2 separate regions of the Homo sapiens genome follow, and region 2 is linked to region 1. The links are chromatin loops, found by intact Hi-C in ENCODE. Cell type or tissue: Panc1. All regions are shown on one strand. Links, peaks and the distances in the headings refer to the core of each region. The heading gives the core; the rest is flanking DNA. Region 1 holds the start of BACE1 (beta-secretase 1). Region 2 overlaps RNF214 (ring finger protein 214).

Region 1 (4,512 bases), core at 232-4,231:
TCCACTAAAAATACAAAAATTAGCTGGGCGTGCTGGCGCGTGCCCGTAGTCCCAGCTACTTGGGAGGCTGAGGCAGGAGAATCGCTTGAGGAGGCAGAGGTTTCAGTGAGCTGAGATCATGCCACTGCATTCCAGCCTGGGTGACAGAGGGAGACTCCGTCTCAAAAAAAAAAAAAATTAGCCAGGCATGGTGGTGTGCGCTTGTAATCCCAGCTACTCAGGAGGCTGAGGCACAAGAATCGCTTGAACCCAGGAGGAGGAGGTTGCAGTGAGCTGAGATGAAGCCACTGCACTCCAGCCTGGGTGATAAAGTGAGACTGTTTCAAAAAAAAAAAAAAGGACTCAAAAAGTAAGTAACCAGAGTGGGCTCTCCCAGTTACTAATTGAACCAGAATTAGAACACTGGTGGTATTGGAATACTTCTGATTCTACAGAAGTTTTAAATATTTAAGTCATCAAATCCATCCAGTTTTTGGGTTTGTTTACCTTCTAGGGTTTGTTAGGGAGGTCTTCTTCAATATAAGATCATGAAAATATTCTATTTTTCCTGTAGTTTTATTTTAATGTTAAATTCTTTAATCTATCTGGAGTTTATTTTCAGAGGAATGAAATTGGATTTGGTTTTTTTTCCTTCCAAATGGGCTGCCAGACGTCCCAACAACAGTTTTTGAATAATGCGTCCATTTTCCTCTAATACGAATGCCATCTCTATCATATCTACAATTCCCATAGATACATTTCTCTATTTTGATTTCGATTTTTTTAACTTGTGTCTAATCATCTTATTGATTAGGGTTTTCTATCCATATCATATAATCTGCAACTAATGATTCCTTTGCTTTCCAACATATATAACACTTTTTCCATTTTCTTGTCTTTTGAGTCAATCAGACCGGTCTGAACCGTGTAGGATAAGAGTAGAGATAATGATCGGCCGGGCGCGGTGGCTCACGCCTGTAATCCCAGCACTTTGGGAGGCCGAGGCGGGAGGATCACGAGGTCAGGAGATCGAGACCATCTTGGCTAACACGGTGAAACCCCGTCTCTACTAAAAATACAAAAAATTAGCGGGGCGTGGTTGCAGGCGCCTGTAGTCCCAGCTATTCGGGAGGCTGAGGCAGGAGAATAGCCTGAACCCGGGAGGCAGAGCTTGCAGTGAGCTGAGATCCCACCACTGCACTCCAGCCTGGGCGACAAAGCGAGACGCCTTCTCAAAAAAAAAAAAAAAAAGAGTAGAGATAATGATCTTTCCTTTCCAAAGCCTGCCTTTAATGGGAGTAACGTAGCCTGTTATTACTACATTTGTTGTTGTTGTCGTTATCTTGTTTAAAAAGTTTCCTGGCTGGGTACAGTGGTCCATGCCTATAATCCCAGCATTTTGGGAGGCCGACGTGGGCGGATCACTTGAGGCCAGGAGTTCGAGACCAGCCTGGCCAACATGGTGAAATCCCATCTCTACTAAAAATACAAAAATTAGCTGGGTATGGTGGCGCATGCTTGTAATCCCAGCTACTCAGAGGCTGAGGCATGAGAACTGCTTGAACCCGGGAGGCGGAGGTTGCAGACTTGAGACCATGCCACTGCACTCCAGCCTGGGTGACAGAGCAAGTCTCCTTTTCAAAAGAAAAATGAAGATTCCCTTTCATTTTTTAAAAAAATTAAATCAGAGTAACTGCTGAATTTTATCAATGGCTTTCCACATTTGATAAACAATATATTGTTAAAACCATACCGGCTTTTCTCCTTTAAGCTATTAGAACTCTAACGCTTTTGGTTCAAGGCTTTAAGCTCTTACCAGTTAATATAGAGATACTTTTCGGAGTGTTAACACTTTAAAGCTATCAACAGCCATTTCTCCTCAGTCTGGCTGATGGTGCAGAAAATCAGAGGAGCCATAAGGATTCAAGTAGAGCCTCAAGGGCACAAACAGGTTCAGATGGGAGAAGACCCACTGGCTCTTACCTGCCCGCAGATCGCAGGCGCAGGAGAAAATAAGACAACTGCACTTTCCCCTTTTGGACCCTGCTCCGCTGGTTTGCAGCCTGGAAAAACTCTTCCTCCCCTTTCATCCTGCTCCCTCAATCTCTGCTCGTGAAAATCCTACCCATTTTTAAACGCTCAAATTAAATACCACCTTCTCCCACTGAGTCTTCCCAGATCCCCTAGATGTCCCTCCAAATCCCTACTCCTTAATGCCACATCGTATAGTGTGAAACCCCACCGCGGCAGGAATCACTTAACTGTCCCGTGTAGAATCACCGTTTATTTCTCTCTGTATCTCCAGCGCCTGGCAGTGTGCCTGGCATACAGTGGGTGCTCCTTCCATGCTGAAAGAAAGACTGACAGACGGGAGGTGTGCCCCTCTCCATCCGTCTGGCCCTTCCCGCCAGGGCCTTGCAGGGCGGACTCCACCTCGGCAGAGGGCATCCCAGACCCCTCTCCAGCCCCGGAAGCCGGATTGCCTGCCATGGGAAGACTACACTTCCCAGCGATCCCAGGGAAAAGCGAAAACCTTTTGGCTTTGACAGCCGCCGCCACAAGTCTTTCCGCCTCCCCAGCCCGCCCGGGAGCTGCGAGCCGCGAGCTGGATTATGGTGGCCTGAGCAGCCAACGCAGCCGCAGGAGCCCGGAGCCCTTGCCCCTGCCCGCGCCGCCGCCCGCCGGGGGGACCAGGGAAGCCGCCACCGGCCCGCCATGCCCGCCCCTCCCAGCCCCGCCGGGAGCCCGCGCCCGCTGCCCAGGCTGGCCGCCGCCGTGCCGATGTAGCGGGCTCCGGATCCCAGCCTCTCCCCTGCTCCCGTGCTCTGCGGATCTCCCCTGACCGCTCTCCACAGCCCGGACCCGGGGGCTGGCCCAGGGCCCTGCAGGCCCTGGCGTCCTGATGCCCCCAAGCTCCCTCTCCTGAGAAGCCACCAGCACCACCCAGACTTGGGGGCAGGCGCCAGGGACGGACGTGGGCCAGTGCGAGCCCAGAGGGCCCGAAGGCCGGGGCCCACCATGGCCCAAGCCCTGCCCTGGCTCCTGCTGTGGATGGGCGCGGGAGTGCTGCCTGCCCACGGCACCCAGCACGGCATCCGGCTGCCCCTGCGCAGCGGCCTGGGGGGCGCCCCCCTGGGGCTGCGGCTGCCCCGGGAGACCGACGAAGAGCCCGAGGAGCCCGGCCGGAGGGGCAGCTTTGTGGAGATGGTGGACAACCTGAGGGGCAAGTCGGGGCAGGGCTACTACGTGGAGATGACCGTGGGCAGCCCCCCGCAGACGGTAAGGTGGTCAGGCCAGCCCTTAGCCCTCCGCCTGCATGAGCAGAGGGGAGACAGGATGGGGATGCCTCAAGCTAGCCCCTGCTCAAATGGGCTGGTGGGGACAGCAGGAGGGACCCCTCCCCAGCCATTCCCCGGGGGTCACGTGGTTGTTGGCAGAAGTGTTCCCAAGCTCCCCATTCCCTCCTCGTCTCCCCTGGCTGCCTAGTTCCCCTTGCTCCTCATCTGACACATACGCCGTCTGGAAGGATTTGAGGCAAGACAGACACATCAGCTGGGGACCCTGACCTGGAGGAAGGGTCCGCCACAGGGGCACTATAACAGGTGTCAGCCCCCTCTGACAGTGGCCCAGTCCGAGTCTCCCAAATCCCACCACTCTAGAGGTTGGCCACCCAACCTTGTCCCCTCCTCTGATTCCCACCATTGTTCCCAGTACCTCCAGGACCAAGGAATCCTGGCAGCAGTTGAATAAGCACCTTGCTCCCACCATCTGGGCTGCCACTGGTACGGCAAAGTGAGGTTGTCGAGGCCCCCCTGACTGCACTCCGCCCGGAAGCCCTGGACAGGCTCCTGCCGTCCCCTCCTCCTCCCCTTCTCCCTCTCGCGGTCTACACTCCGGCCCCTCCCCCACCCCACACCTCCCCAGGCCAGAGGGGAACTGAACTGAGCCTGGTGAAAGAACAAATGGTAGGAAAGGAGCCAGAGCTCCCTTTTAAGAGTGGGACTCCTTCCATGGCGGGGGAGAGGGGAGTTACAGAGAAAACACTGTTATGCCCTCCCCATCCTTCCTGACAATCTCCAAGGTACCTTCAAGGTGGCTGGTGGAGGTGGCACCCTCTGCACCTCTGTGGGTGAGCAGCCCTCCATGTGGGGTGCTGTGGCTGACCTCTGTGTGCATCTGCCGCCTCTGTGGGGCAGTCCGGGCCCGGGCAGCCCTGTGGTTCTGTGTATGCTGGTGCGTGTCACCTTGAATCTGATCCTGCACATCTGTGAGCCACCTCCGGATCTGTGTCTGGGAAGTCTGTCCTTGGGAGGGTCTGTGAAGGTGGGAGTGTGTTTGGGGTGGGCGGAGGGGACAGCCACACTTTCCTGAACTTCTCAGACAGCTGGATCTGGGAGAAACACAAACCCCCACCTCCCAATTACTTTACAGAAGCCAGCCTTCCTAGGTGCGTGCTCCCCAGCCCTACCTCTCAGCTAGTCGAAAGCCTGGTCTTCCCCACTTTCTCATCCTCTTTCCTGTGCACCATAACTT
Region 2 (4,228 bases), core at 1-4,000, 79 kb after region 1:
AAGGAAAAGTCACCTGACCATCTGTCAGGAATTTTATGAAAGGGACTCCTGCACCTTTTCCAACTGAGATGATATGCCTCTAGATCTTCTATTTGATAATGGCTTCATATAACAAGGACAGTTTAAATACTTACCAAATTCTTTTCAATATCTTGATCTGTGTTTACCTCTGAATCAGCTGTCTTAAAGTCAGTCTATAAAGGAAAAAAGTTATATTTAGAATCGTTCAGAGACACTTTAAAAGAGGCAGAATCACTAACACCTAGAATTCCGCCACAGGTAACTAACTTTTTACTCTTTCCCCTTACCAGCTTCCAAGCAAGCTAAGCAATGTAGTTCTGGCAAACGGACACCAACATCCACGCTGCATTAATCATCGGTCCCACAAAATAACCCAAACAAGACCCAATGACTGACTGAGAGAAAGCCTCAAGTCTGAGATGAGACGTCTGCCCTCTACAGTCTGTTGTGCCCATACTTTCTCCTACAACAAAGCACACCCGTCACTAGAAGGCAGGATACACTGTACTTCTTAAGATGTGACTCAGAGAATTAACAAGGATTCTTCCTGCAAGGTCAAAGATGATAAATATGAATGCTAATGTCCTGCACTCATCAGTTACTCAGTGAAAGAGACTACACGTAGGTCATAAAGTTCCTACTTGCCATAAGATTAGACAATGGCTACTGGCTTTCTTATTTACTGAACATCAGAATGAAGTCATTGTATGGCACTGTATGAGAGTAGTATGATGGTTGCTAGCAAAAAAAACAAAAAACAAAACAAGCCAGCAAGTTCTCCACCAAATATGAAGAAATATCTCCCACCCTGAACCCCACCACCCCCCAATTACATTTTAGTAGTAGAAACTTGACACTTGACCTGTACAGCAATGTTCTGAGAAAGCTTCAGGGAAGAGCTATCTTGATCATCATCCTGATCCACTCGGACTCCTTCAACCCCATTTGCTGGAGACACTACAGGTCGGAAATCCAAGCTTGTGTCCCTGTTACCTTCCTTTAGGATGGAGGTTTGTGGGGATTTCTCTTCAGAGCAATTCCTGGAGGCAAGCTGCTTAGTATGGCACCCTGCCTTAAGAGACCGAGTGACTGGATGGAGGCTCTCCCGAAGGCTTGTGTCCCCCTCCTCTCCTGCTGTGCTGGCCACATCCTTCAAATCAGACTGAGACCCACTGCCAGAAAGACAAAGGGCTGTGGCTATCAAGTTTTCTCCTAAAACCACCTGGTGCGCTGCTGAGGTGTCACCTGCTGATGAACCAGGATTCTGCTCTGAGTGCTCCAAATGGACATTTCTGTTATTCTCCTTGGTTATTGTTTGGCTACTTACACTCAACAGAGGCGAGTTCTTCTGCTTCTGTGCAGAGTCTTTGGTGCTATCAAACACACAAGATAAAAAGAAAAGTATATAATACTTTCAACCTAACTACTAGAAGAACAAAACTAGACTACGTAAACCCTCCCGACTATCATAATGAAAGAACTTAGTTTCAATCCAATGATTTCTATCCTGTATGCAGGTAGTATAGCCTGGTGGTTAAGACCTAGTTTTTTGTTTTTGGTTTTGTTTTTAGAGAGGTTCTAAACTCTGTCACCCAAGCTAGAGTGCAGTGCCGCCATCAAGGCTCACTACAGTCTCAACATCCTTGGCTCAAGCAATCCTCCACCTCAGACTTGTGAGTAACTAGGACTACAGGCACATGCCACTACGCCCAGCTAATTTTTTGTATTTTTTGCACGGTTTTGCCATGTTGCCCAGGCTGGTCTCGAACTCCTGTACTCAAGGGATCCATCTGCCTGCCTCAGCCTCCCAAAGTGTTGGAATTATAGGCGTGAGCTGGCCAAAAACCTGGGTTCTACAGTAAATGGCCAAACATAAATGATTCTGAAGATCCAAATAATTTTTGAGTGCCAATTTTAATAACTTTTGGGGATACCGATGAATTAGCCTAATACTAGTTAGAATATTTAATTTAGTTACATGTATTAATTTAGTTATACATAATATTATAATCAAATATTAACTTAGAAGTATTGTTTTTATTCCTCTCTCACCTTTCACAGGAATAATTTTCATTCAAACTCATTATACAGATCTTTGACCAGAACCACTTTTTAGGTTCTTCAACAGTTTTCCAGAGTATAGAACCTACACTTTAAGTTGTCTAAAGTACAATTTTGAATCCAAAATTGAAGCTGTCAATAGAAATTTTATCCCACACAGTAAGTATACATATGCTTAACATTAGGATATTCTGTCACTTGTCACAGCCATTCAAGGTATTGCTTTTATTTTTTATTTATTTATTTATTTTTTGAGACAGGGTTTCACTTTGTCACCCAGGCTGAAGTGAGGTACTGCTTTTTAAAGGGGACTTTAAAACATATTTACAATGACATCCAACATTCACAATTGCACATCTTTCACCCAGGAATTACGCCTATGTTTAATTTCTTTGACCCCACCCTCTTTTTTTAAACTAATTCTATAACTGACACTCTTAACCATACCCAACTAGCAATGGGGATTCAAGTTGATGCGTCTTTGTTTCCTCAGTCGTACTAGTTCAAAATAAAACAACTGAAAGAATATCTCGCTGGGGAGCAATGGCTCATGCCTGTAATCCCAACACTTTGGGAGGTCAAGGCAGGAGGATCATTTGAGGTCAGGAGTTCAAGACTAGCCTGGGAAACATAGCAAGACCCTCTCTCTACATAAAAATTTAAAAATTAGCCAAGTGTAGTGGCGTGCACCTGTAGCTTCAGTTACTTGGGAGGCTGAAGTGAGAGGACTGCTTAAGCCCAGGAGGTGGAGGCTGCAGTAGGCCATGATCGCACCACTGTACTCCAGCCTGGATGACAGATGGAGACCCTGTCTCAATAATATTAATAAAAACACTCGAAGCTGATTCCTTCCTGCTGGGAGTTAACTGTGAGCGGGTGCTTAATTAAAAATTCAGGCATATACAGTACCTGAGTTTGAATCCTGACTCCGCCCACCATTTACAAGCTGTTTGACTCTCGGCAAGTTACCTCATTTGTAAAACAGAAATAATACTATCCACCTAACAAGACTGTTGTGAGGATTACATGAGATAATGCACATAAAGTACTCAGTACAGTGCCTGGCACATAGTAAACATTCAATAAACCTTAGCTGCCATTATTACTAGTGTATGAAGTTGATTTTATTTATCAAAACTCTGACTCCAACATAGCTTGGAAACCTTGGGCAAATTACTAACCTCTCTGTGTCTCAGTTTCCTCACCGGTAAATGCGAATAATATTATCACTACCTCCTGGGACTGTTGTGAAGATTAAATGTGTTACCACGTATGGAACTGTAGTTAAGTGTTAGCTACTGTATTAGGGGACCCAGGTACACTGGAAAAGAGTTGAGGGACGGCCAGGTGCGGTGGCTCATGCCTGTAATCCCAACACTTTGGGAGGCTGAGGCGGGCGGATCACAAGGTCGGAAGATCGAGACCATCCTGGACAACATGGTGAAACTCTGCCTCTACTAAAATACAAAAAATTAGCCGGGTGTGGTGGCGGGCGCCTGTTGTCCCAGCTACTCAGGAGGCTTAGGCAGGAGAATCGCTTGAACTCGGGAGGCAGAGGTTGCAGTGAGCGGAAATCGCGCCACTGCACTCCAGCCTGGGTGACGGAGCAAGATGCCATCTCAAGAACAAAAAAAAAACAAAAAAATTGACGGAGCTAGGTGCAGTGGCTCATCCCTGTAATTCCAGCACTTTGGGAGGCCAAGACGGACAGATCACTTGAGGTCAGGAGTTCAAGACCAGTCTGGTCAACATGGTGAAACCCGGTCTCCACTAAAAATACAAAAATTAGCCGGGCTACCAAGCAGGTGCCTATAATCCCAGCTACTAGGGAGGCTGAGGCAGGAGAATCACTTGAACCCGGGAGGCAGAGGTCGCAGTGAGCCAAGATCGCACCACTGCACTCCAGTCTGGGGGACAGGGCAAGAGTCTCTCTCAAAAAAAAAACAGAGTTGAGGAAGAATACACAGTCAGCCTCTTTATGTAGAATGTGGTCCACATTCATGGACTCAACCAACCATGGACTGAAAATATTCAAAAGGATAAACGTTTGTGATGATGGACATGCTAATTACCCTGATCTGATCACTATACATCACATACACCACAACATCACTATGTACCCCCATGAATACGTACAATTATCGTG

Evidence for each region. Hi-C counts contacts between places; a loop is a spot of excess contacts. Peaks named below come from ENCODE experiments on the same cell type or tissue, not always from the same donor. Only the 100,000 strongest peaks of a DNase experiment are listed, where the experiment ranks them.
Region 2: it touches region 1 in a loop (4-fold over the local background); 58 of 110 quality-filtered maps call a loop at or near these places.

What each region holds. Positions count from the first base shown.
Region 1 is chr11:117,314,281-117,318,792 of GRCh38, reverse strand. It overlaps BACE1 (beta-secretase 1), which reads left to right and starts at 2,537. Exons shown (of 9, transcript NM_012104.6): 1 at 2,537-3,258. The coding sequence starts at 2,998. RefSeq lists silencers at 2,809-2,898, 2,989-3,098 and enhancers at 3,627-4,148, 4,149-4,512. In Panc1, for the core only: no CTCF peak of the experiment used is centred there; a DNase peak (open chromatin) is centred at 2,442; H3K4me3 peaks cover 1,909 bases; H3K27ac peaks cover 662 bases.
Region 2 is chr11:117,235,767-117,239,994 of GRCh38, reverse strand. RNF214 (ring finger protein 214) reads right to left here. Exons shown (of 15, transcript NM_207343.4): 3 at 884-1,394; 4 at 135-194. Among named protein-coding and RNA genes, the nearest start is that of RNF214, 5.2 kb to the right of the region's middle. RefSeq lists a silencer at 1,088-1,382 and an enhancer at 3,699-4,200. In Panc1, for the core only: no CTCF peak of the experiment used is centred there; no DNase peak of the experiment used is centred there.